6 separate regions of the Mus musculus genome follow, and all the other regions are linked to region 6. A link is a loop called in an ENCODE intact Hi-C map of the cell type or tissue named here. Cell type or tissue: left cerebral cortex. All regions are shown on one strand.

Evidence for each region. A loop is a pair of places that touch in the nucleus more often than their neighbours do. Peaks named below come from ENCODE experiments on the same cell type or tissue, not always from the same donor. Only the 100,000 strongest peaks of a DNase experiment are listed, where the experiment ranks them.
Region 1: it touches region 6 in a loop (2.0-fold over the local background); 8 of 42 quality-filtered maps call a loop at or near these places.
Region 2: a loop joins it to region 6, with 2.5 times the contacts of the local background. A loop is called at or near these places in 2 of 42 quality-filtered maps.
Region 3: it touches region 6 in a loop (3-fold over the local background); 4 of 42 quality-filtered maps call a loop at or near these places.
Region 4: it touches region 6 in a loop (4-fold over the local background); 8 of 42 quality-filtered maps call a loop at or near these places.
Region 5: a loop joins it to region 6, with 9 times the contacts of the local background. A loop is called at or near these places in 22 of 42 quality-filtered maps.

Annotation. Positions count from the first base shown.
Region 1 is chr6:13,022,689-13,026,688 of GRCm38, reverse strand. No RefSeq gene overlaps it. Among named protein-coding and RNA genes, the nearest start is that of Tmem106b, 45 kb to the left of the region's middle. In left cerebral cortex, no CTCF peak of the experiment used is centred here; no DNase peak of the experiment used is centred here.
Region 2 is chr6:13,068,043-13,072,042 of GRCm38, reverse strand. Tmem106b (transmembrane protein 106B) reads right to left here and starts at 2,284. Exons shown (of 9, transcript NM_027992.3): 1 at 2,083-2,284; 2 at 1,629-1,735; 3 at 80-301. The coding sequence starts at 299. In left cerebral cortex, no CTCF peak of the experiment used is centred here; DNase peaks (open chromatin) are centred at 1,502 and 2,270; H3K4me3 peaks cover 1,716 bases; H3K27ac peaks cover 1,466 bases.
Region 3 is chr6:13,279,520-13,283,519 of GRCm38, reverse strand. No RefSeq gene overlaps it. Among named protein-coding and RNA genes, the nearest start is that of Gm725, 18 kb to the right of the region's middle. In left cerebral cortex, CTCF peaks have their summits at 2,465 (motif pointing right) and 3,392 (motif pointing left); DNase peaks (open chromatin) are centred at 2,470 and 3,445.
Region 4 is chr6:13,029,635-13,033,634 of GRCm38, reverse strand. No RefSeq gene overlaps it. Among named protein-coding and RNA genes, the nearest start is that of Tmem106b, 38 kb to the left of the region's middle. In left cerebral cortex, a CTCF peak has its summit at 2,467 (motif pointing right); a DNase peak (open chromatin) is centred at 2,474.
Region 5 is chr6:13,150,120-13,154,119 of GRCm38, reverse strand. No RefSeq gene overlaps it. Among named protein-coding and RNA genes, the nearest start is that of Gm24985, 41 kb to the right of the region's middle. In left cerebral cortex, a CTCF peak has its summit at 1,686 (motif pointing right); a DNase peak (open chromatin) is centred at 1,681.
Region 6 is chr6:12,349,351-12,353,350 of GRCm38, reverse strand. Thsd7a (thrombospondin, type I, domain containing 7A) reads left to right here. Exons shown (of 28, transcript NM_001164805.1): 14 at 1,188-1,366; 15 at 3,636-3,641. Among named protein-coding and RNA genes, the nearest start is that of Gm38583, 86 kb to the left of the region's middle. In left cerebral cortex, a CTCF peak has its summit at 2,495 (motif pointing left); DNase peaks (open chromatin) are centred at 1,257, 1,728, 2,079, 2,483 and 1 more place; H3K4me3 peaks cover 456 bases; H3K27ac peaks cover 313 bases.

The sequences.
Region 1 (4,000 bases), 670 kb before region 6:
GATACTTTGAGTCATGCAAGTATCATATTTTCCTATGAAGTTTTGTTCATTGATTTTGCCATTTATTAGTGAAACTTGTGTGAAATACTTATTACTTCTAGGCTCTTCTAAGGTAATTTTAAAAGCAATATTTTAGATATATTATAAAGAATATATGATTGTGTGTGTATTTGTTAAAGGCCTGTGGACAAGAATGCAGGTGCCAGGGAAGGCAAGAAAATGAATCTATATTCCATTTGCTTATACATAATCTATTTGCTGTGAGCTGCCCAACTTTGTTCACTGAGGGAACCTAACATACGCATAGCAGGAAATCTAACACGGGAGCAGTAGGCACTCTTAACTGCTGAAACTTATCTTCAGCTCAGGGTGCTTCTAATTTTGCTTTCCTACTACTCTTGATTTTAATATTTGACCCTTGGAATTCTCCACAAGAAAGCCTTGTCTTTTCTTGTCTATTTGTTTCCTAGGATTAAAATATTAAAAACATATTTTAGGCTTTGAGGACTAGACTTTAGTGGAAAAAAAACCAAAATTATCTACCATCCCAAATTATGCTTACCTTGGTCTTTGTTCCAAATTTTTGAAATTCTACCCTGTGTTCTTCACTGTGCAGCTATGAGACAGCACTTCACAAGGAGGTACAGCTTGTGAAATTTTAGAAACACAGACATTGCCTCCTGAATACATTCTAAAACATGGAAGGCAAAATATATTTGCTCGTGACCTTGGTGTTTAAAGATTTGACATTTGAAAAATATTTTTTATTAGAACAATAATTCTTGAGCTGGTTTCAAAGCTTAAGTCATACACTTTACAGATAATAGACTAAGAGAAGTTTGAAGAACTTAACTCAGTCATGTGAAGTCACATGTCCAGCTGGGATCAGAATATAGACTCTGATATTACTGATGTGTGTCTCCTCGTGGTTTTCACCTGAGATATAAAAAGAAATGAAAATAAGATACAACTATGATTAGACTATCCTTTAAAATGTTTTATAGCCAATACAACTTTAAAATGCCTATTAAATATAATTTTGTAAATAGAAATGTGCATTCTATTTGGCCTTTATGAATGCTTACTGATATTAAAGAAAATAACGACTTCAGGTATCACTTATTTTTCCAATTGTCAGAAAGATGAACCAGCAGCAGGAACAGTTAAGTCTAATAAAAACCATACCTGGAGAGTCCCTCGGGAAGTGCGAGAATAGCCTGAACAACAACAACAAAAAAAATTTACAAGAAATGAGACCAATCTTTCAGAGCAACATGGAGGTTCAAAAGATAAAGGTATGGTTGCCAGGAAACCACAGAATTGCTTCCACATGTGACAATCAAGTTAGCAAGAGACATTAGAAAGTGACTACTCACCAAACAGACTCAGGAAGAAAGCTAAGCCCTGAAGGCTGCTACTGTGGGCAAAGCAGCTGGTAAGGTGTGCATCCTTTCACTTGCTCCTCAGCTGATGTGAACTCAGGCTGAACCCTGAGCTGGAAACAACTCAAGCAACTGCAGCCCCAGCAAGAAGAAACCTGAGTGCTGTCCTGGGATTGCTCACACCTGAGTGCTGTCTGAGGATTGCTCACACCTGAGTACTGTTTGAGGATTGCTCACACCTGAGTGCTGTCTGAGGATTGCTCACACCTGAGTGCTGTCCTGGGATTGCTTACACCTGAGTGCTGTCTGAGGATTGCTCACACCTGAGTGCTGTCTGAGGATTGCTCACACCTGAGTGCTGTCTGAGGATTGCTCACACCTGAGTACTGTTTGAGGATTGCTCACACCTGAGTACTGTTTGAGGCTTGTTCACACCTGAGTGCTGTCCTGGGATTGCTCACACCCCTTGCTTTTTACAGGAATGGTGGGAAACAATTGAGGGGAAGGAATGAGGATGAAAAGTCTATCCTACTTCTTGATTATTCTCTACTTGGCTCATTGATCTAAATGCCTTCAATGAAATAGATTAGTTAAATGTCTGCTTCCCACAACAGTATGATTCTGTAAAGTATCACAAGGAAGAGTTATCTTGATCATTCCATTTTTTTATTGTTATATTGTCATATGATTATCTGTGTTGATTCTCCTTTTACACTCAAATGGAATCTTTCAATCTGGAGCTATTAATCTGGGGTTTTGCTACATCCTGTAGACCCTGGGATAGGACATAGTTTCTGTACAGAGGGAAATGCTGATGTGAGGGGTTCCTTACTTCATCAGAAAACAATTTATCAGTGACATCGGAAGACTTGTCATGTAAGACTCAGTCACATTATGATTTATTAAAATATTTTGTTGTATAAAATGGTTTCCATGTTTTCTTAACAACATGAGACTTTCAAGACATTTTGAAGACACTGGAAGAGAAATTTAGAGACAAAATTTGAGAAAGCATGACTGTAGGAGTCTTTCTTTAATTTTGCATACCCGTTTGCATCAAACATTGTGTATTTCTTTCAGTGTGATCTGTTCTGCGTTACCCTTTGTACCCCTGCTGCCACCCCTCACACATCCCAGTCCAGATGCAGCCACTTCCAGCTCTACTTACTGATTGCTGCTGCTTCCACTTCAGCTCTTGTCTTTGTTGTTGTTATCAAGTTTCTATAACTCTGCCTAGTCTGGAACTCACCATGTAAACCCGGTCTGGTCTGGAACTCACTGTGTAAAACAGGCTGTCCTTCACCTTGTGACAATCCTCTGCCTCCTGATTTGCTAGTCTGTATTTCAGAGTCAACATGCATTTCCTGATATTTTCCTATTTTCAGTTTTCCAAATTCTTTCCTCCTATTTGGCTCCTTTCCTTTGATTTACATACATTCTTTCTGTGGATACAGTAGTTACTCCTACAGTTGGTTATTGAATCAAGTTTCAGTGTTTTTAGTGTTTATGGACATGTAAATATTACTCACAACAGGTAGTTTGAATTGTATGGATAAAAAAAATATGCCTTGTGTTAATATTCTAGTAAAAATAAAGTGGATTCTCTTGTCTTTGATACAACTTTCCTTTCTTCCCCAGGATAAATGAACACTACAGAGAGTCAGTAAACAAACCAGAGCCTGCCTCAGGACAGGGGTGTGGGTCACTGGCTGTGCATCACATAGAATTTTTAGTGTTCTAAAAAAAAGTCCCTGTGAAGTCAGTTCTCTTAACTCTCATCTGAGTAGCCTGGAAGCAAATGACACAAGGGCAGATCTGGATTTTCCTTCTTCTTACTTCCTTCTTCCTAGTTCTCTGACACTTGAACCTTGTCCTGTCCTTTCTTATGCTGTCCACTGTTGAGTCTCCAGACCCAACTTTTGCTCTTGGTGTTATTTTTGTGAAGGAGGTATCTCAAAATGAATGAACATTCCCTAAGTCTCATGTGAAAAATATCAAAAAAGTACTGTTTATGATAAATTAAGTTGGTACTGGGAACAAGAGTTTGGAGCAGGGGGAGTCTGTACAAGGTTGATTTCTGTTCTTGGGCTTAGAGTAACAACCGAAGGAATGATGTGTACCCTCTCCAGCTACACTTTATTACAAAAAGCAAGTTAGACTTAGATTTCTATCTTAAGTAGTGCCAGGAGATAGGGCAAAAGGTAAGAGAGGAGATTATGGACTGAATATGAAATGTCCACCATAGGTCATGTGTTTGAAGGTGTACCCCAGTTGGTGGTTCTGTTGTGGGTAGTTGTGGGTTTTCCCATTCCACTGTGATCTGACCATCTTCTCTCTACAGGCCATGACCCTCAAACTGCCATCTTTTCCCACCCTGATGCTCCACAACTTCCAGACTGTGAGTTAGAATAAGTCTCTGCTCCCTCATGCCCTTTTTGTCAGGTCTCCATTTTACCACAGCAGCGAGGAAACTGCCGAACCCCTGGGAGTATGGAACTCGAGATCCTGACAGAAAGGACAATTGGAATGTTTGTCAGTAGTCCTGATGCTGATGCTAATCTTTTTTTAGATTTTCTTTATATTTTAAATAAAGGAGGCTACTTCCAATAGCATATATA
Region 2 (4,000 bases), 720 kb before region 6:
GCTTAAGACTATAGATTTTACATTGTTTGAGCAAATGTTTGGAATCCTTTAAGAGGACAGCCAATGCTACAACACGTACCCCTAGGAATTCTTCCTGTTCCTTGGCAAGTGGGACAAGTGACACTATCTCTTCCAGTAAATTCCACATATGGGAACTGAGAGACATCTCCATTTCTTCCGTCTTCGTTGTGCACTTCACTGCTAACCAATCCATTTCTCATATTGTCTGTCGATGTAACGCCATCATAGCCATCTTCTTTATTTGAATGCAAAGGTAAGTGAGAAAGAGACTTTCCCATGTCTAATGAAAAAGAAAAATCTGACAGTAAATTCCATGTGGAAAAAAAGAGTCTCAGACCCTATGGGATATATTTACAGGGTTAGGCAAATGCAAATTACTTGTAGGATTAAAATTATGTTCAACCAAAGTAATGTCTGATACAAGGAAACCATTTGTAGCATTCAGAAAGTACTTTTCTAACAGAACATTATGAAACCAAATCCTGTAAGACTTGTAATGTGAACAATGTTTAAAATGGTAACAGTTGGCAAAAGTTTACAGTGTCAATGGAGATGCTAGGCTTTCTTAGCATGTTCAAAACAGAAATATGGTTTTAGTTTTTTGTAGAGAAAAACATATTTTAACTATAAACCAGTTGGCACTGCAGGTGAACTTGTTGGCCTGTTACAACAGATATGTATATCACCAGCTAACTTCAAAGTGACTCATTTCACTCACTTAAATTCATACTCCTTTAGTTGTCAATAAAACCCTAGAAGTACATGACTGAAAAGAACATGAAAAGCCACATAATACAACATGCCGGTTTTCTGAGAGACAAAATAATAGAAAAAGCAAACAAAAATTTTAAATGGTACAATTCCATTCTCCCTGCGGTTATCCATCACTTATCAGATTCAAAATACGAACTACACAATCACAGATACTACTTTTAATTTAATATTTTTCATTAAAAAATAAAATGATACTAAGTGATTCAGGTCACCCCAGATGAAGGAAATTCATATCTGCTTTTCAAAATCTGAATGCTACTTGTTGAATTCACTCACTGTGTAGACAGCAATATTAAATTTAAAAACTTGAGTCATATAGAAAAGGAGTAAAAAAAAATGAATAAATATACTTTCAGAAGTTCTGTGTACACACTGTGTACCATAGCTCAGAAATATCAGTGATTGTGACTTACACACACACAGTATCTTACTGTGGCTCAATGACAGCGAGTCAGAGCCAAGCCAACACTTGGCAGCCACAGGTGCACAGGGGTGAATTGTAATCAGTACCGGCTCCTTACACTGTGACCTTGGAAGCTTTGGAGTACACAGGGTGGTTTAGAATCAGCTGACACTAGACAACACGTGGTGTCATCACAGGGGTGAAAACTGTGTCCCACAAATGGGAGCCTTTATGGCAAAAGGCTAGGGACAGCTAAGTGGTTCTGGTCTCCGCTGGCTGCCTTACTCAGACCCACAGTAACCTTGACATATTCTGCTGAAGGTGGGTTTGGGTACACACCAGATTAAGCAGTCACTTGAATCCTAGCCTTCTTGCTTAGCTTTTCTTGAGGCTATTGACAAGTGTAACCCCTGTCATTTTGGAAACTTACTTGAGGTTTTTAAAGGGAGTGGTAGATCCCCTTCGTCTCCTCCCCGGGCTCTCAATGTTTATACCGCGGTCTTGTGAACTCAACACGGTTCTCAGATGCTCTAGAAACTGGGAAAAAGATAAATTCAGCAGCGCATGCAACTGAGATGTGTCACCTGTTTGTGTGCAGACCTGGGGTTAGTTCTGAGGGGCTCAAGGGAGACGGAAACGAGCGCTTTTCAAAGGGCATCACAGGCAAACAAACCCCCGGAAGAAATCAACATCCGAGTCACCTTGCAACTACAACTGTCAAGCCCCAGAGCTACTCGGCCGCTCAGATCAAGGGCCCTGGCGCCGCCCGAGCCACCCCGGGAGCGAAGCCAAGGCCCCCGCGGTGACAACCCCGCACCCGGCTCGCCGCGGCCTCCCTCACCGCTCGGGCAGGGGACGTGGGCCCCACGGCCCGGGTCGCTCACCCGCACGCGGAGTGCTGCGCGGTCCCGGGATGCTCCGGTGCGTGCGGGCCGCAGGACAGGGTCACAGCGTCCCGGTCCCGGGGCCGGGCCGAGCGCCGGTAGAGTGCAGCCGGGAGAGCTGCGGGGGAGGGGTAGCACAACAACTGCATCAGCTGAGCTCCGTACCGGGAGAGCCTGCGCGTGCGCTTGCGCAGTTCGCCCCAGGAAGGAGGGGCTAGGCCCTGGAATGGACACTACGCATGCGCACTGTCACCGGTTTGAAGGGAAGTTGCCAGGGTGAAAGCTTCTGGTTTTGTCACCTGTCTCTTCTCTAGACTGGAAAGTTTCAAAATAGTACTAATTGCGCCTGGCTTACGAATAATCGGTTTTCCCTTTTCCCCTCCACCAGGCTGATTCCTTTTGTAAAGGGGAGGAATGTGCACCGTCGCAATTTTGAGCGATCGTGTTCTCAAGTCTAGATTTGCAGACACAAAACTTCCTTCCTGGGGTTAGAATGAGCCGGTTGGTGCACATTTCTGGCAGAGTTGCAGGCCAGAATTTTGTTATTGAGTTTTCATTTAGAAATTAATGTCACCGGGAAGACGCACCCCCGCCCCCGCCTTGGTTTAATCTTGTTTTGATTTTGTACTTAAATTCACATTATTCAGTGCATGCAATAAGAGTTGTACCCCAAAGCTCATGACCAAGTGAGTTGTTAAAGGAGTGTCCCAATCCATGCACCTCATTGTCCAGTCATAATTTACAGTGAGTTGAGGCTACAGTGGCTCATTTTAGTGGCTCGCCAGTGTTATAGTCAAAGGTTGTTATGACCTCTTTTCTGTCTTCCTGATAATCAAGATGTATTAAGTGGCTCATAAGATTCCTGGATGGGATTATAATAAGATAAAATTGAAAGCAAGAACAGATGCGGTTGCTAAAGGAGTTTAATAGCTTCCCTATAAATGGGGTTTCTGGTGAAATTCCTAGAAAATTAACAGAGTTATAACTGGGAAGTAAGCATCTCTTAATTGTGTTTTTTTTTTTTTTTCTTTTTCTTTTTTTTTTTTTTTTTTTTCCTTCTCTACTGGAAAAAAGCAACTGCACTGGGCGAGGAGCTCCCAATTTTGTCCCGCTCTTCTAAACTGCCTTGTATGTATTTGGAAAGTATTTTGATTTATGACCATCTTCTATGTATATAAAAGTTTCATGAAATTGTTATCACATTGGGACATTGGTATTTGGAATAGCCCAAGTCTTTGTTTTCAGGTCATGGTTCCTCATATTGGCTTTAGAATAAACTCTTTGTCCTTTTGAGGTGAGAGCTGTGTATTTTCCATCTACATAAGCAGGATGTTTTAAGACTATTTAAAACATTCACCTCCTTAGGTCCGGCAATTTCACTCTGTGAGATTCATCCTAAATTATAATGAGAATTCTAAAGTAAAGTTGTGTGCAGTGTGTAACCAGTTTCTTAGGATTTCAATAGAGTTAACAATAGCTTCGAAGTAGACCATGGCAACTCTTATAAAGAATACATTTATTTGGGGTTGGCTTACAGTTTCAGAGGTTTAGCCCGTTATGCTCCTGGCAGGAAACATGGCAGCAACCAGGCAGACATGATACTGGAGGAGCTTAGAGTTCGACATCAGAGACAGCAGGGAAGTGAATTAGCTCCTTAGACCCCAAGGCCCTCTCCCTAGTCAGCACCTCCTCCATTTAAGCCACACCCTCCCTAATAGTGCTACTCCCTTTGGGCCAATCCTTCACACTCAGGGTCCAGAGGCTGTTCCTATTCAAACCACTGCAAGGAAACTAAATACACATAAACTAAATACCTGATTAAGTCACACCAGCAGTGCACTTGATAAAATGATTGCTTTTGAGATGTGGTTCCTTGGGTTGCACACTAGTTGCCCTAAAACTTGCTGTGAGAACAGCC
Region 3 (4,000 bases), 930 kb before region 6:
AACTTTCAAGAGACTGGAGGCCCCAGAGAGTTTAGAGGTGTGTTAGGGTAGGGGTTGGGGGGTTAGGACATCCTCTTGGGGACAGGGGGTGGAAAGGAGGTATGGAATATGGAAGAATCAGAGAATGAACTGGGAGGAAAATAAAATCTGGAGTGTAAAAAATAAATTAAATAAAAGAAGGCATATATATATGGCTTTTCATACACACACACACACACACACACACACACACACACATATATATATATTGCCTTCCATCAACCTCAGTGTGTCCCCTCCACCTGTTGATTCAAGATGTAAGCTTTCAGTTTTTCTCACCACTATGCCTTTGCTCTACCCCCATGGACTCCAAGTCTCTGAAACCATAAGCCTAAATAAATATGTTTTTATACACTATCATTAGTAATAGTGATTTTTCAAAGCAGTAGAAAGTTACTAAGACACATGATTTGTAAAATAATGGAAATAAAGAGATCAAAAATAGCAATTCTATAAGACACTGGCATAAAAATATAGTAAGTTTACCCCAATATCCCATTAAATCAGCCCATTAAGAACCCTGACTCCACACTAGGGGAGGAGTCCTCACTCTCTCTGCGTCAAGATAAAACAGAGTACCAGCCAGTGCACTGTCAATGTGAATACTGCTATGCCTGCCTGCGGGAAAGCTTCACAGTTCAAACTAATCTCAAATCCTAATTAGATAAGAAATGTGAAATCTGACTGACTTTGGAAGTGCATCTCACTATTATTGGGTAAAGAGCCTATTTTCACTAACAATAGATTTTTTCACTGACAGACAATAGCTTTTTCACTGACAATAGCTTTTTCCAATGACAATAGCTTTTTTAGCTACAACGACAAGATATCTAGATACATGCTTAACTAGGGAAGTGAAAGATTGATAAAGTGAACAAAACATTGGTGGAAGAAACTAAAGGCAACTAAAAATGGATTAGAAGAATAAAGTTGTTAAATTTTTATCACCATCCAAAAGAATATTAAAATATTAATGGCATTCTTCCCAGAATTGGAATCCTAAAATTTATAAGCAATGACAAATTCCAAAAATCCAATGCAAACTTCAGAGAAAGACAAAGAGAGAGAGATAGAGAGACAGAGAGAGAGAAAGACAGAGACAGACAGAGAGAGAGAGAGAGAGAGAGAGAGAGAGAGAGAGAGAGAGAGAGAGAAGACAGGAACATATCAACATCTAATTTCCAGACACAATAAGATAAATAGGTACATAAGTGGCTGGAACAGACCAACGAAAAGGAAAATGTCCCTGCATCTCCAAGCAACTACATTCTCGACAAAGATGCCAAAGTATTTACAGGAGACAAGGCAGCTTCATTAAAAATGGTGTAAGTGAGACTGAATAGCCACACACAGAAGAGTCAAAGAGACTCTTGTCTGTCACCCTGCCAAAACCCAACCAGAACTGGCTTCAAAGACCTTCATGTTCCACATCAAGATCTGAACTGACGAGAGGACACCATAGAGGAAAGACTTCAAGATATTAGCAGAAACAACGACAAAAAGGATATCAAAATTAAAAACACAAAACAAAATGAAAACAAATAAAAAACAAACCCTGGTCCATGACCAAGGACAAAATGAAACCAGTAAAAAGCCACCCAACTTTTTTTGCTCCATTGTTGCTGCAGCAGTGATTCCTTCCCTGATAGTAGGTCCAGTGCTTCTATACATCTTCCAGGAATGGGGGCCACCTTAGTGATTCTCCTAGACCTTTCTGGGCTTCTATCACTGCCACACTGGGACTACTGAGATACCCTGCCCAGTAGGCTGAGAAACTGCTGTAGCCACACAGTGAGAGACAGCTACTCTGAGACTACTTTGAGTTCCCTGTTCTTAGCATCTGAGGCGTGACTTGATATTATTAGTTTAAAGCTAGGGAACTTAATTAAGACACATGTCTTGGTGAGATTAAAACTTTTCAAAAACATATAGAAGTAAAACTATATAATGAACTCCCAAGAAACTATCAACAACTTAAAATAATACAAAAGTATGGTCAACCTTATGTCACAAAATTGTTTGATGTATGTCTTCTAGTCAGTTTTCACCATTCCACTTATTATTTAATACATCGTGTAATTTCATAGGTAATGGTTTCATAATAGTTTTCCAAATTTTTTTTATTTAAAACATAGCATAAATCCAATACAACATCTTTAATAGAAGAGCAATAATTTTTGGTAGGTGATCTTGTTTATATTTGAATAAACTTCTATTTTATAACTGCCATTTCTTTGTTTTCAATTTTATTTTTTTGCATTTGAAGGAGATAATGTCTTACTTATATTTACTCCAAATTTTTGTTTGACTTAGTCACTCATTCCTATTTTCATTCTTTCAATGAAATACAAAATTACTTTGACAAAATGTCATAGGAGTCTTCACGTTTCAGCGAGTATTTACTGCAAGTGAATAGCCACCACTAGGTGGCAGTACACTACCTTATATTTTGTCCTAGTTGATAAGATGAAGAAGAAAAGGAAAATTTTCTGTACTATTTCATGAAGTTCAACTCAAAGAGACTTTTTTCTTTTGAAAACGTCAATAAAATTGAATCAGCTAAACTTATTACAACTTTTGGAAATAGAATTATCTGATTTCATCTCTGTTTTTATTTAACAGAGAGACATCCATTTCTTAATCCAAAGCATGTATTCAAGTTCCTATTTTTGATTAGTTGACTGTCATTATATATTCGGGACTAAACTTTCATTGTAGTTCGGTTTGATTCCTCAGCAATATTGAAAATACTTGTCTAGCAAAGATAAGATGGTAAGCACAAGATGTAAGACAATGTACAAAATGCCACGTGCATAGTGCTCTTTTGTCCTGTATGAGAAACGAATAAACAAAAGATGCCTCGAGTTAGAGAATTTCTTTGACAGTTTCCTAGAACAAGGAATGGCAGCACTGATGCTGATTGATGTCGGTGTGGAAAAACATCAGATGTGACCTCTTGGCATCCCTTCTAGCACTCGTAAGAATGCATTCTCTGAGATGGAAATGTTATAAACCATTAGAGACGCTCTGCTTCGAGGTAGATGATTCCAAATGTATAATAAACTTTTATTTCACATGAAATATATGGGATGGACAAGCTATTTCCAGTTCCCAACAAAGTTGGGAAGGTAATATGGTAAATGAAAACTATAGTGCACTGAGTTTTATATTTCTGGCCTTTAAAGCAAGTTCTTCATGAGAATTCGCTGTAGTAGAAATTTGTATCACATGGCAGGTAACTGATTGACCTCATCTATAACTAAATAGGGGCTTAAAGTAGGTTTTTTTTTCCCCCTCAGGAAAAGCACATACGAATGAGTTTATTTGTAGGCTATAATAACTGCTGCCCTCTTGTGTTTGATGGCTGGGCTCTAACTCTCTTCTGTATTCAGATGTAGATGTAGATGTAGTTTTGATGTTGGAGACATCAGATGTGGCAGGACTGAAACAGAGCTCAGCACAGTGAAGAATGAATGACAGAACAGGGCAAGGCCCATGGATTCAGGGTGGAACACAGCAAGAATTGCCTGTCAGAACAGTAAGAAAATTGATAGTGGGAAAGGAGATGGAGATTTCTAGAAACATGTTGGGAGGGCAAGGACTAGATATTGAAAGTCATACTTGTGTCTGTTTATCCCTGAGAATATTGTGACAGGTTGTCTCTGTGTGGTCCTCATCAGAAATGTCTTCACAGAGCAAACAAGGCTACTCCACAGGTGGGGTGCTGAGAAGCCACGGCTTTCTGTTCCTTCACTCTGTTCTCAGATGGCATCTGTGCTACTCTGTGGGACACAGTGGCAATGGGGATTCCCATTCTTCTTCATGTCCCTTATCACTCTACATTCTTGAGAGCAAGGGCAAGTGAGCAGAACAAATGTAGACACTATCTAGGTAAAAGAACAGTGTCTTTATGTGGGAACTGTTCTCAAGAGTCATTTGGAAAAGTTGTCTGGCTAACATA
Region 4 (4,000 bases), 680 kb before region 6:
GAAATGATGAATCTCATATATTGGCAATCACTCATTACCTTGCAAATCAAATAGCTTTACTAAATTCATTTTCACCTTCCCATGTAAGCAAGGTCAACTCTCAAGGAAAAAAATGACAGGAACAGCTCAAAGCAATAAATAAATTTGACAGAATAAGAAAACATTATTTTTGTTTAGTTTATAATATAAACACTCATCATAACTCTATTCAGTTATCTACTATTTACTAATAACTCTATTCAGTTTTATTAATAGTAGGTAGCAAATGATTATAGTATATGAAGTGAACATTAATTACAAATAATATCTTCATTTAAATTATATAGCTTCTTCTTTAAAATGTATATGTGATTACTTTTAGATGATGATTAACAACTGGGAGCAGTACTTCTACCTAGAGAATATTTGGCAACACACACACACACACGCACACACACACACACACACACAATGATTGTAGCATGTGCTACTGGTACTTAGTGGGAAAAGGTTAGTAGTGCTCCTGAATAAATGGGTAAGCACAGGAAAGGACAGTCACCAATAGCAAAGTATTTGAGCCAAAAGGCCAGTAGTGCTTTGGCTGGAAACTTCTAATGCACAGCAAAAGTATTTATTGGCACTTCCTATGCTTCACGTTAGGCTTATGGTTATTTGGGGGTACCAGATAAGCCATGTACTCAGGACATATATGTATCTTTGCATCTCTCTAGTCAATACGTTATCTATTATTAGTCTATTTGCCTCTCTATTTACCTAGCTGTCTATGTATCTATTATTTTTTCTATGTATCTATTATGATTGAGCACTGAACCTTATACATGGCAGATATGACAAAATTATAGCCCTAAGTCTGTGACCCACTTTAAAAAGAAATCATTCAACCATAACAAAGCCTTCACATGGCTGTGTCTATATGTGTGGTTTCTAATAATCAGCAACATGTTCAGAACTGCCACACCCAAGTTGTTCCCAAAATTTTGAAACAATTGTAGAGAAATACTTGTGTTGGAAACTTTGATATTTGGGAATAATTTTTATATGTAGCACATTAGATTATAAATAATATATTCTCCCTGGATGTATTCCGACTCATACTTCTAGCAAAATTATATGAGAGCTCCCATATTCTTTACATGCTAGCAATGATTAAATTTTTTTTGAGACAAGTTCTTCTTAGGAAGCCCAGGCTGAACCTCTGTCTCAGCGTCTTAACTACTGGAATTGAAAGATTCTTTCGCCATGCTTGGATCTGTGATGGAGTCTTCACAACTTAAATAGACGAAAAATGTCCAGGAAAGTAGAAAAGCATAACCTGGGTGGTCTACGAGGGTTTCCCTGAAAACCTTTAGCACATGGGATAGCAGCTGAAGGTGAAGAACATCCAGAACGGCCCAGAGGTCCTGCATGGAGTGAAAGTGGAAGGTAGAAGAAGCAAGTAACACATTCAAGCTCTATTCTTATTTAGCAAACGTGTCACTGTACTGACTGCCATCTCAAGACATCAGACTCAAGTTTCTTCAGTCGTTCAATGCAGACACATGCTAACAACATTACAGAGAGCTTCTGTCTTTCAAACTCAGTCTGGGACGATAACGTTGGTCTCCCTTGTATTAAGGTTTCTTAGATTGAACAGCTTCTAGTTTCTCTGATTACCCTGTGTATAGAGAGTCATGGTTGAACTATCTGCCCCCAGATGTATGAGTAAATGTAACAAATATGTGGAAATTATATATATTTTGTGCATTATATATATGCTTTACTTGCTACTAAAATAAGTGAATAATATTGTCACAGCTAAATTATGTTCCCTTGTTATAAGTGCAGTTGAACATATTTCCATATTAGTAAAATTATTTAATTCAGCATAATGCATCTCTTCACCTATTTTGCTAATTTATTGACTACTGAATTGTTGGTTATTTTGTTAGCTTGAGCCATTAGTCCATCTGTATTAAGTATTATATATATACGTATGTATCATGCATATATTATATGTATATATATGTATATATATATGTATATATATGCATATATATATATATATATATCACTAAATCTCTGTCTTGCTAAATGCTATTTGTATTTCCTGATCTCCCCTTGTTATTTTGTTTGGGTTAAGAATTTTTATTATTCAGTTTCTGTTCTACTACTCTTGTATATTCTTTTATAGAAGAGCCTATATTCTATATGTTATAGCTAGGTTGTTCTTGGAACTGAATTCATTTTCTTTCCACTGCTGCTATAATCAAATGTTTCTTTAAAATGGACTATTTGTGCTTTATGATCCTCTCCACCCAGCCTTTCTTTCCTCATTTCTTTAGACTTTCTGCTAAGCAAGGTATGGGAATATGGTTACCAGAATGCCCACTTACATTTTTTTTATGTGATTTTAATTTTGGCTTCAAATATAGATGCTTGGAGAACCAGTACACTGTGAGTAATGTCAGGCATGTACAGCTGGGGGCATCCTTTCTCCAGTTTCCTGATGCTCTGGATTGGACCATGTTTGGCAGCTCTTTCATTTGCTGTGTCATTTTGTTAACTATGGTGTTCAGGCCTCTCTTCTGGCATTGTTTTCGGGGAGTGGGTGTCATTTATCATGTAATGGGCAAGCAATGGTTTTATTCAAATCTTTAAGAACTTTAATTCATGTGCTACAGTATTCAACCTTAAGTTCAATAGGATAATGTATGACCAGACAAAATAAAAGCAAATATATTTAGCATCTAGTCCACTTCTAAGCACTGAAAATGAGTGATGTATTATATCAGATACCTGGTGTACAGTGATCCTGTAGTTATGTTTGTTTTTGAGGCAGCCTCAGAAAGGAAAGCACAGCAGTTCAGAAAGTTGGAAGCTGTGTGATCCCAGAGGTCTAGTTAGGATGCAGCTGAGGGATTATGAACTAACTTCAAAGTTACACTTTAACAATCTTGATTTTTAAAGCCAGTACACATGCTGGAAAGAGGGCAGTCAGATAACCCTTGTGGGTTCTTGAGTAAGGAGTTTGGTATAAACTTCTGACAGACAATTTTTCCTGGTAAGTAGGAATCATTTTGTCTATTAAAAACTGTGAATGCAAAATTCACACTTAACCACCTGTCTAGAAGATAAGGAATCCTTAGTTCCTTCATAATCCCCACACAGTGTGTAATGAACACAGACTGGAATGCAGAATGCTATGGCCACTATGTTTTCCTGAAGACAGAACTGGAAAGAGAAGGATACCTGCACAGCTGTTAGGAAACTACATTATGAATGCAATTATGGTGACATACAAATACATACTTCAAGGTTGTTTTTTTTTTTTTTTTTTTTACTTTGTAGGATTACTTGCTTCAGGTCTCATACTCATTTTGCCAAGAATTATTATTGCACAGGAATATGGTTTTTATGCAGTAGTTTATCCACACATTGCCATTTATTTATATAATATATTTTTAAAGATAAAAATAGATAGACTGGACAAAAGCTCACATTTTATCAGTTTACCTTTTCTGTGGTGTATGACTCAGTTTAGTACTGCTGTTATTCCTGTTATTTTTTACTCAGTGATCATAGCAGAGGTAGGAAGACAGTTCCCTGAGCTGGCAAGGCAGGGGAAACAGAGGAATATTGGTTAAAGAGCATGAACTCTCAGATATACAAAGAGACTGCTCTGACGATCAAATGAACAGCCCAGTGACCACTGCCTTGTTGTATTGTAAACAATTTCACTAAAATAAATGGCCAGCTGGGTGGTGGAGATATACTAATTAAATCAATTATATTAATTATTTTACTATGTATACATATCAAATCTAAATGTTGTGTACTTTATGGAGTTTTGCCAATTATTATCGTGTATTACTACACAAGATTATAAAATTGAAAATGTTACCAATTTGGCATATTTGATGTTTAACATCCTCAGCACCAGGGAAATGCAAATGAGAACTTCCTTGAGAAGTCATAATGGCTAAGGTAATTCCCGGATGTAGGGAAAAGGGAACACTGACTC
Region 5 (4,000 bases), 800 kb before region 6:
TACTCACTACACTGCACTCACTGTGCTAACTGTACTGCACTCACCATGCTCACTGCACTCACTGCACTGTGCTCACTTCCCTCACCACACTCACTGTGCTGCACTCACTGCATGGCACTCACTGCATGGCACTCCCTGCACTGACACTCAACTCTGGCTAACCAATAACTGAACTAACTCTCTCTCTCTCTCTCTCTCTCTCTCCCTCCTTCTCTCTCTCTCTCTTCTGTGCTGTTCCTAAGTAGCTTTTCTTCTGAGAGAGTTGAACCTATCCTATCCCTGACTTATTTTGTCAAATCTTTCTCTGATTCATCACTTTGTCTGTGTCTCAATTAGAAGTTGTTTGGGATTAAAGGTTGTACCAAGGTCGTGTCTACATTCCAGCCAGATCACACAGACTTAGAAGCTCTTCGGATGTGACCAGAGCAGCCATGTTGCTGGATTAAAATCCCTCTGCATGTCTATCATTCATAAAGGTCTGGGTTCAATCATCAGTACTAAAAAGGAAAAAGGAAAGCCTAGCATATGGATTGTATTCTAGTTATTAATAATATTATTGCTAATATCTACCAGTTAGCCAAGCTGGGGCATCGGTGACAGATGTCTGTATTTGGTTTTGTATTTTTCAGTGATTACTATATTTGGTAGGTATGGTTTGTTGCCAAGTTTAAATATTTACTCTTAAGAAACACCAAGTCAGCAATGTGTGAGTTAAACAAGATAAAATTTGTGATCAACACTTAGGAACTAGACTACTCTAATGAAGGTTCACATATAAAGAGAAAATCTGGGGATCTGAGAGCATACTGAGCTGGTCCACATAGCCAACAAGTGTTCAGTTAATGGATCCATGAGGCTCCCTATGTAGTTTCCCCCGTGTGTTTTCTCAGCATTTATTAATTGAACTGCAAGTAAGACCTGTGCGCCTTTAGTGGACCTTAAGGCCAGTTGTCATGTGCTTTTTCCATTTAAAACCTAAGCCTGGGCATAGTGCTTAAAGGACGTGTACATACTCAGCACTCAGGAAGGTTGTGGTTCTAATCCCCAGTCTCCCAAATAAACAAAATTATGTATTATAGTCATGTTGGTATAAAGAAGAGTGCATGAGTGTTAAAAGACCACACCTGAAACTCCATTCTTCCCATTTCCATGGCTGTCTAAAGCATCGTGGGCCACAGCTGCTGGACCACTCTGCTAAGTAAGAAGGGTTCTACTGTAAGACAGAGGTAGGCTTTTGTTTGGTGTTGTGTTTTGCTGTTTTGTGGGAGGGGACTCACAGTTAGGCTTGTCACCCGTTTTGCAGAGTACTCTTTAAACCTCTGCTGAAGATATCTCAAGATAGTTTTAAAAATTAATAAAAGCAAACTCCATGCCATTACAATGTTTGTACGTGTGTGTGTGTGTGTGTGTGTGTGTGTGTGTGTGTGTGTGTGTGTGTGTGTGTGGTGAAAGAGAGAGGAGAGAGAGAGAGAGAGAAAGAGAGAGAGAGAGAGAGAGAGAGAGGCAGAGAGAGAGGGAGGGAGGGAGAGAGAGAGAGAGAGAGAGAGAGAGAGAGAGAGAGAGAGAGAGAGAGAGAAAGAGACTACCTGTCATTCTTCAGTTTAAATCTATAGTAATCTCCTGTAGTTTCTACACTGAGATGAAATTATCAGACTTGTCCTGCAGATGGTGCTAGAGCCTCAGTTCATCTTAGGAACTAGGCAACCACTTTGATAAAAGCATAGGAAGCATTTAATGCAAACATGACACTTTCAATAAGAAAATCATTTATGAGCCTAGACATCTCCATTACATTGGATGATTGCCTGGTAATTGTAGGCACTTGCCTTGGCAGTTCACAGTTCCCATTGTGCTAGTAAGGGATATTACATCCACGTAAAGATGTAGTGATGTACTGAATTCATCAGAAGTTTACATTGCCTTGAGTAGTATATGGTTAGACAGAATTTTCTCCATTATTCTGTGAATTGGGAAATGTTGATCAATTAAAAGAGACAGTGTTCCAGGTAGTTGAGACTATATTTTATGATGCCATTGAGAAATAAGAATATAACCAAGCCATATAAATGACATCCTAAAAAGAATCTCTTTAAGGCAGAGTACTTGCCTATGTGCTCCTTCTATCCACTTTAGCTTATCTATTTGAGACAGGGTTTTTACAATGTAGTCCACAAGCTGGCTTTGAACTCCAGGTGAGGCTCCTGCCTCACCTTCAGGTATACTGCTATTAAAGGCATGTTCCTAGATTTTGTCCCTTTATTCCTGTCAAAAGTTAGTGCAGTTTCCCTGGCTAACTGTCAATCTAATCATCAGGAGAGTCCAATTTGAAACACTATGAGTTTAAGGAATAATGAAATTATAACTATTTTAAATCAGTTATAGAGATCAAACCATGACTGCAAGGAAAAGCCTTGACCTTTGAGCCAAACCTTTAGCCACTATTCTCCAACTCAAGTTATGATAGATATAGACAGTGTCCTTTGCTTTAAAGAAGCTTTGCAGTTTTATGAGGTCCCATCTGTTGATTGTTGATCTTAGAGCATAAACCATTGATGTTCTGTTCAGGAAATTTTCCCCTGTGCCCATGTGTCCAAGGCTCTTCCTCACTTTCCTTTCTATTAGTTACAGTGTACCTGGTTTTAAGTGGAGGTCCTTGATCCACTTGGACTTGAGTTTTGTATAAGGAGATAAGACTGGGTTGATTTGCATTCTTCTACATGTTGAGCGCCAGTTGTGCCAGCACCATTTGTTTAAAATGCTGTCTTTTTTTTCCACTGGATAGTGTTAGCTCCTTTGTCAAAGATCAAGTGACCATAGGTGTGTGGGTTCATTTCTACGTCTTCAGTTCTATTCCACTGATCTACCTGCCTGTCTCTATACCAATACCATACAATTTTTAATAATTCCTCTGTATTACAGCTTGAGGTCAGGGATGATGATTCCCCCAGAAGTTCTTTTATCGTTGAGAATAATTTTCGATATCATGGGTTTTTTCTTATTCCAAATGAATTTGCAAATTTCTCTTTCTAACTCTATGAAGTATTGAGTTGGAATTTTGATGGGGATTGCATTGAATCTGTAGATTGTATAGTTATAAAAGCTTCCACATATAGGCCTGAAGGGAAGGGGATGCCAAGCCTATCCATCAATAATTTTAGTAAGATGACCATTTTTACTATATTAATCCTGCCAATCTGTGAGCATGGGAGATCTTTCCATCTTCTGAGATCTTCGATATCTTTCTTCAGAGACTTAAAGTTCTTGTCAGACAGAACTTTCACTTGCTTGGTTAGAGTCACACCAAAGTATTTTATAGTATTTATGACTATTGTGATGGGAATCATTTCCCTAATTTCTTTCTTAACCCCTTTATCCTTGGAGTAGAGGAAGACTACTGATTTGTTTGAGTTAATTTTATATCCAGTCACTTTGCTGAAGTTATTTATCAGGTTTAGGAATTCTCTGTTGGAATTTTTTGGGTCACTTAAGTATACTATCTTATCATCTGCAAATAGTGATATTTTGACTTAACCTTTGTAATTTGTATCCCTTTGACTTTTGTTGTCTAATTGCTCTGGCTAGGACTTTGAGTACTATACTGAATAGGTAGGGAGATAGTGCAAAGAGGAGACTTTTTAAAACCTTTCTTGAGATAGGTCAATTATTTTTTTATATTTCATCTGAGACTCATCTCTCTAAATTAAAGCATCAATACAAAACCAAAATATTATCATTCCAGATGAAATAGGTATGCTCAATGAGTTTACAGTCTGACCTTTTATTTTCTTTATGGTAAGAAACATTGCCCTCAGAGTGTTTGAACTTGAGAGATTAAAGTTAGGAAACACATATAAGGTAGCCACAGATCTTGCTGAAAGAATTTCATCTTACAGGCAAACATCTTAAAACAGTTTCATTTTCAGATCCTCACTGTAAACAAAATAAGCATAACCATAAAAGATGAGAAGTTGCAATTACCCAAATGTACAGCCTAAACTGG
Region 6 (4,000 bases):
TAAAGAGGAAGGTAATAAATATATATATATATATATATATATATATATATATATATATTGATAATAATAGGGACAATTTCAGAAAAGGAGTTTGTTTAAAAATGATCTAAACTTCTAAAATTTAGATGGTGGTAATAACCGTACAACTTAGCAAATATACAAAAAATTTGAAACATGAGCTGACTTTTATGTTATATGATTGTTTTTAGCTCAAAAGGTTTACAATCTACCTGTTCCTTCATAGAGTGTGGAATATGATAGTCACTTGCATGTTAACATCTGTGTCACCGGTATAAAAAGATGAAGTAGACTGATATGACTTCTTTCTAAAATCAGCCATACAGATGGAGGAAAACTATAGTTTTGCATCTCCATCTAGAGATAATTTGATATCATGACATATTAAGTTGATAGTGAAGAACCAATCAAAGCAAGTGTTTCCTCCTTCCCAAATCAAATCCACTCAGTATTCATTTAGCTCATGAAAAGCCAGCACCATCTTTACCCTGTGCTCTTAGACTTGTCTATCATCTCTCAGCATTTGTTTTCTTGTTCCTGCCTAATACATCTATAATTCCAAGAGGATCAAATGGACCCAAAACGAGGTGCGGTTTTAATAGTTACAGCCCTGTGGAGATACTAGGATTTGCTTACATAACACCCTCAGATTTCCCTCCTCCGAACTGATTTTCAAGGAAGGGGGAATGAAAGGTGCCAATTTAAATGGATTCTTTTGGATGTTTACCTCAAGGAACTGATTTTTCATGAGGAGGAATACTGTGAGGACTCACATCCCCGCCTGTGTGTGTGGCATTCACACATACAGTGTCACACAAGTCTGTGTTAGATTTTTAACTTCACTCTGGCAACTTTGAGAGTGAGATGGTGAGCCGACAGGCTACTGTCAATTAAACAAGAGCTGTCACCAAGCAGAAACATTGAAACACAGTGGGCACGAATCCTAAGCAGATCACATGGCAGCTACTTAGCAGTTATTTTAACACAGTCGCGGTATAGATGTGTCATTTCCCTGAAGAATTTAATTTGAGTCCCTAAGGATGCAGACATCTCTGCGTTCACATGCTCCCGTCAAGTCAAAAGTGGGCCTTCTAAATGAGCTGGAATGGTAAGTGCAAGTCAGAGAATGACAGGTAGCAAATTCGCTTATTTCACTTTCCTCTGCTCAGGTTACATAGAAGAAGCCTGCATCATCCCCTGCCCCTCAGACTGCAAGCTCAGTGAGTGGTCCAACTGGTCCCGCTGCAGCAAGTCCTGTGGCAGCGGCGTGAAGGTCCGGTCCAAGTGGCTGCGCGAAAAGCCTTATAACGGAGGAAGGCCTTGCCCCAAACTGGACCATGTCAACCAGGTATTTTTACTGACATCAAACGCATTAAGATATTCCTCAGACTCCCAAGGATGTTTTATTCTATTATTTCTCAAAGACGCACAAAATTAAATAATAGCTCCTGAAAAAGAAATGGGATGGATTCTATTTTCAAAAGGTCTGAGAAAATCATACTACAATGTAAAATCTCAAATTATACATATTACATCTGAAATTTTCTGGGAACTCAGGATTCTGCACGCATCTAGATAAAATACAGTTCCATGCAGGCAAAATGACAGATAAGTCGTGAGTACTGTCAAGGCATTAATCTACCATACAATTGTGCTAACTGCTGTGATGAAGTCACGTCATCCTTACAGTTTCCCTAGACTTCCACCAGAAAGAGAGCTCAGTAGCCAAGGACTCAAGAGAAAAGCAAAGAAATGACATGAATATGCTCTAAAAAAAAGAAGGGGGGTGTTACTTATTCATTCCAATCTAGTTAGTGTAAAATAAGAAATGTAAGAAGTGTCTCAAAGTTCATATATATGTGTGTGTGTGTGTGTGTGTGTGTGTGTGTGTGTGTGTGTGTATGTGTATGTATATGTATATGTATATGTATATGTATATGTATATGTATATGTATATGTGCTAGCAATTCAGTCACTGCCTTTTCTAGCATTGGAGCTGTGTTAGAGCTCGCATGCATACTTCACTGGCTGCTATCCGTGGTTGTTATTTGTATTCTGTTGGAGATAAAGAGTAAAATGGCTAATGACAGAATTGTGATTAACTTAAGTTTAACAGAACAGGCCATTGTTATCACAGTTGATCGCCATGTAAATTAGCAGAGAATAGATTTTCCAGAGTGTGTGCAGATGTTATGTTTTGAATTTGAGCCATGAGCAAGTGAACCGAGGATTTAAATATGTAAAGCTGCCTCATGTGAACATAGCCTGTCTCATTTTAACCTCTAACCACACGGTTATCAGCAGTTTCCTTCTGATTAAGCTAAGATTGTTGGGAACAACAGAATCGTACCATATACAAAGGAAACTTCTAAGTAAGTAAAAATGAGGACATTGAAGAATTAAATTGAAAGTAATCTCAGTCCTAGATAAATTTAGGCAATGTAGAGAGAATAATATACTCTTCTATCGCCATCTCCTGGCAGTTGAGCATTTTGTATTCTTAAACTGCAAGTGTTCATTTCAAAAGAAGAAATTCACTTGCAGAGCTGGAATTGGGTGAATATGAAACAGAGGAACACGAGTCCCATGCTTACGATGACAAGAATGTTTGTCTACAAGCTCAGAAATCTTGAATTTCCAATGACAAATTTAGTATTAATAAATTATGATCCATAGTCCTATCAAAGAGGAAGTATACATGTGTCAATACATCACATGTGTATGTGTCTAAGTAGCAAATTAAATATGCCACATTAACCTAAGCACTTTTGTTTCCAAAGGCACATGACCCTGTGCTTAGTTGTCTGTACATCATACAATGTTACATCTCTCTTAAAATTCAAGGCAGCACTTGATAAGCACATGTATGTATTGGTTTTCAATTCATTGGGAGTATATCAAAACAGTAATAACTGAAAACAGAAAGGTAAATCAAGAAAGAAAACAATTAGACATCAAATTTTGAGCATAATGTTTTACATAAAGCTTAAAGATAAGTATTTAAATATCAGTAAAATACTCAAGAAAATCAAATAAGCAAAGTGCTGGGCAATTGTTTATAAAATATAAACCATGCAGATTTTTACTTTAATTAAAATTCCTCAGTAAAAGTATAGCAGTTTGTTGATGTAAAAAAATGGTCTCTGAGAGTGTTTCCTCACTGAAGTTAAGCCCTAAGGTCCTTATCTCACTAAAATGTATTAATGGATTAAAGTGGACTGGTGGGTAGATGAAACCATAGGTGGGTCAATATATAGACACCAGTCCATGTTTCTGTTGATTCCTAAGATATTTGCAACTGTAGTTGAGTTTGCAGTGACAGGGGCTCTGAGAGCCACTCGGGTTTTGAACTCTTGTCCTCCTGAACATGCAATCATCTTTCCCTGGGATGTGTAATCTTTGTCTGCTCATCTTGCATTTAGGACATGAGGAATGGTTGATTTCCCCTTCCTAAAACCTATGAGATTCTTCCTAAGATTTTACTAAATTAATGTTTTAAATAAAAGTCTACATAACTGACAATGTACAATATGAATGAGCTCTTATCAAAGTAACTAACGTTTTCACATTTCTCTGTTTCTTGTCCTTTACGTCATTCCTGACAAACACCATTCCAGGCACAGGTGAGTGTGCTTATCTTCCATTTCTTCAGAGTGCTGCTCTTTAAAGAATTATTATTTTCTCCACTAGGTTTTCCTCTGCCTGTTCCCCTTTTTATCTCCTAGTATAGCAGTAGGGTTGCTTTATTGATAGAGCCTGAGGAGACAGAGTGAGGTAATTAGCCATCACCTATCCCACTTTAATGAGGCAATGGTACCCTTTATTTATGCTTGAAGGAGAGAATTATGGTGGACTGAAAATGGTGATTTGGAGATGTTGGAAATGTCAATGAAATACTTTGCATTTATCCCCCAACAATGGGGAATGATCGTTTATCAAAGGATTAGGAAGAGCAGCAGGGCCCCTCCATTTCGATTCTTCT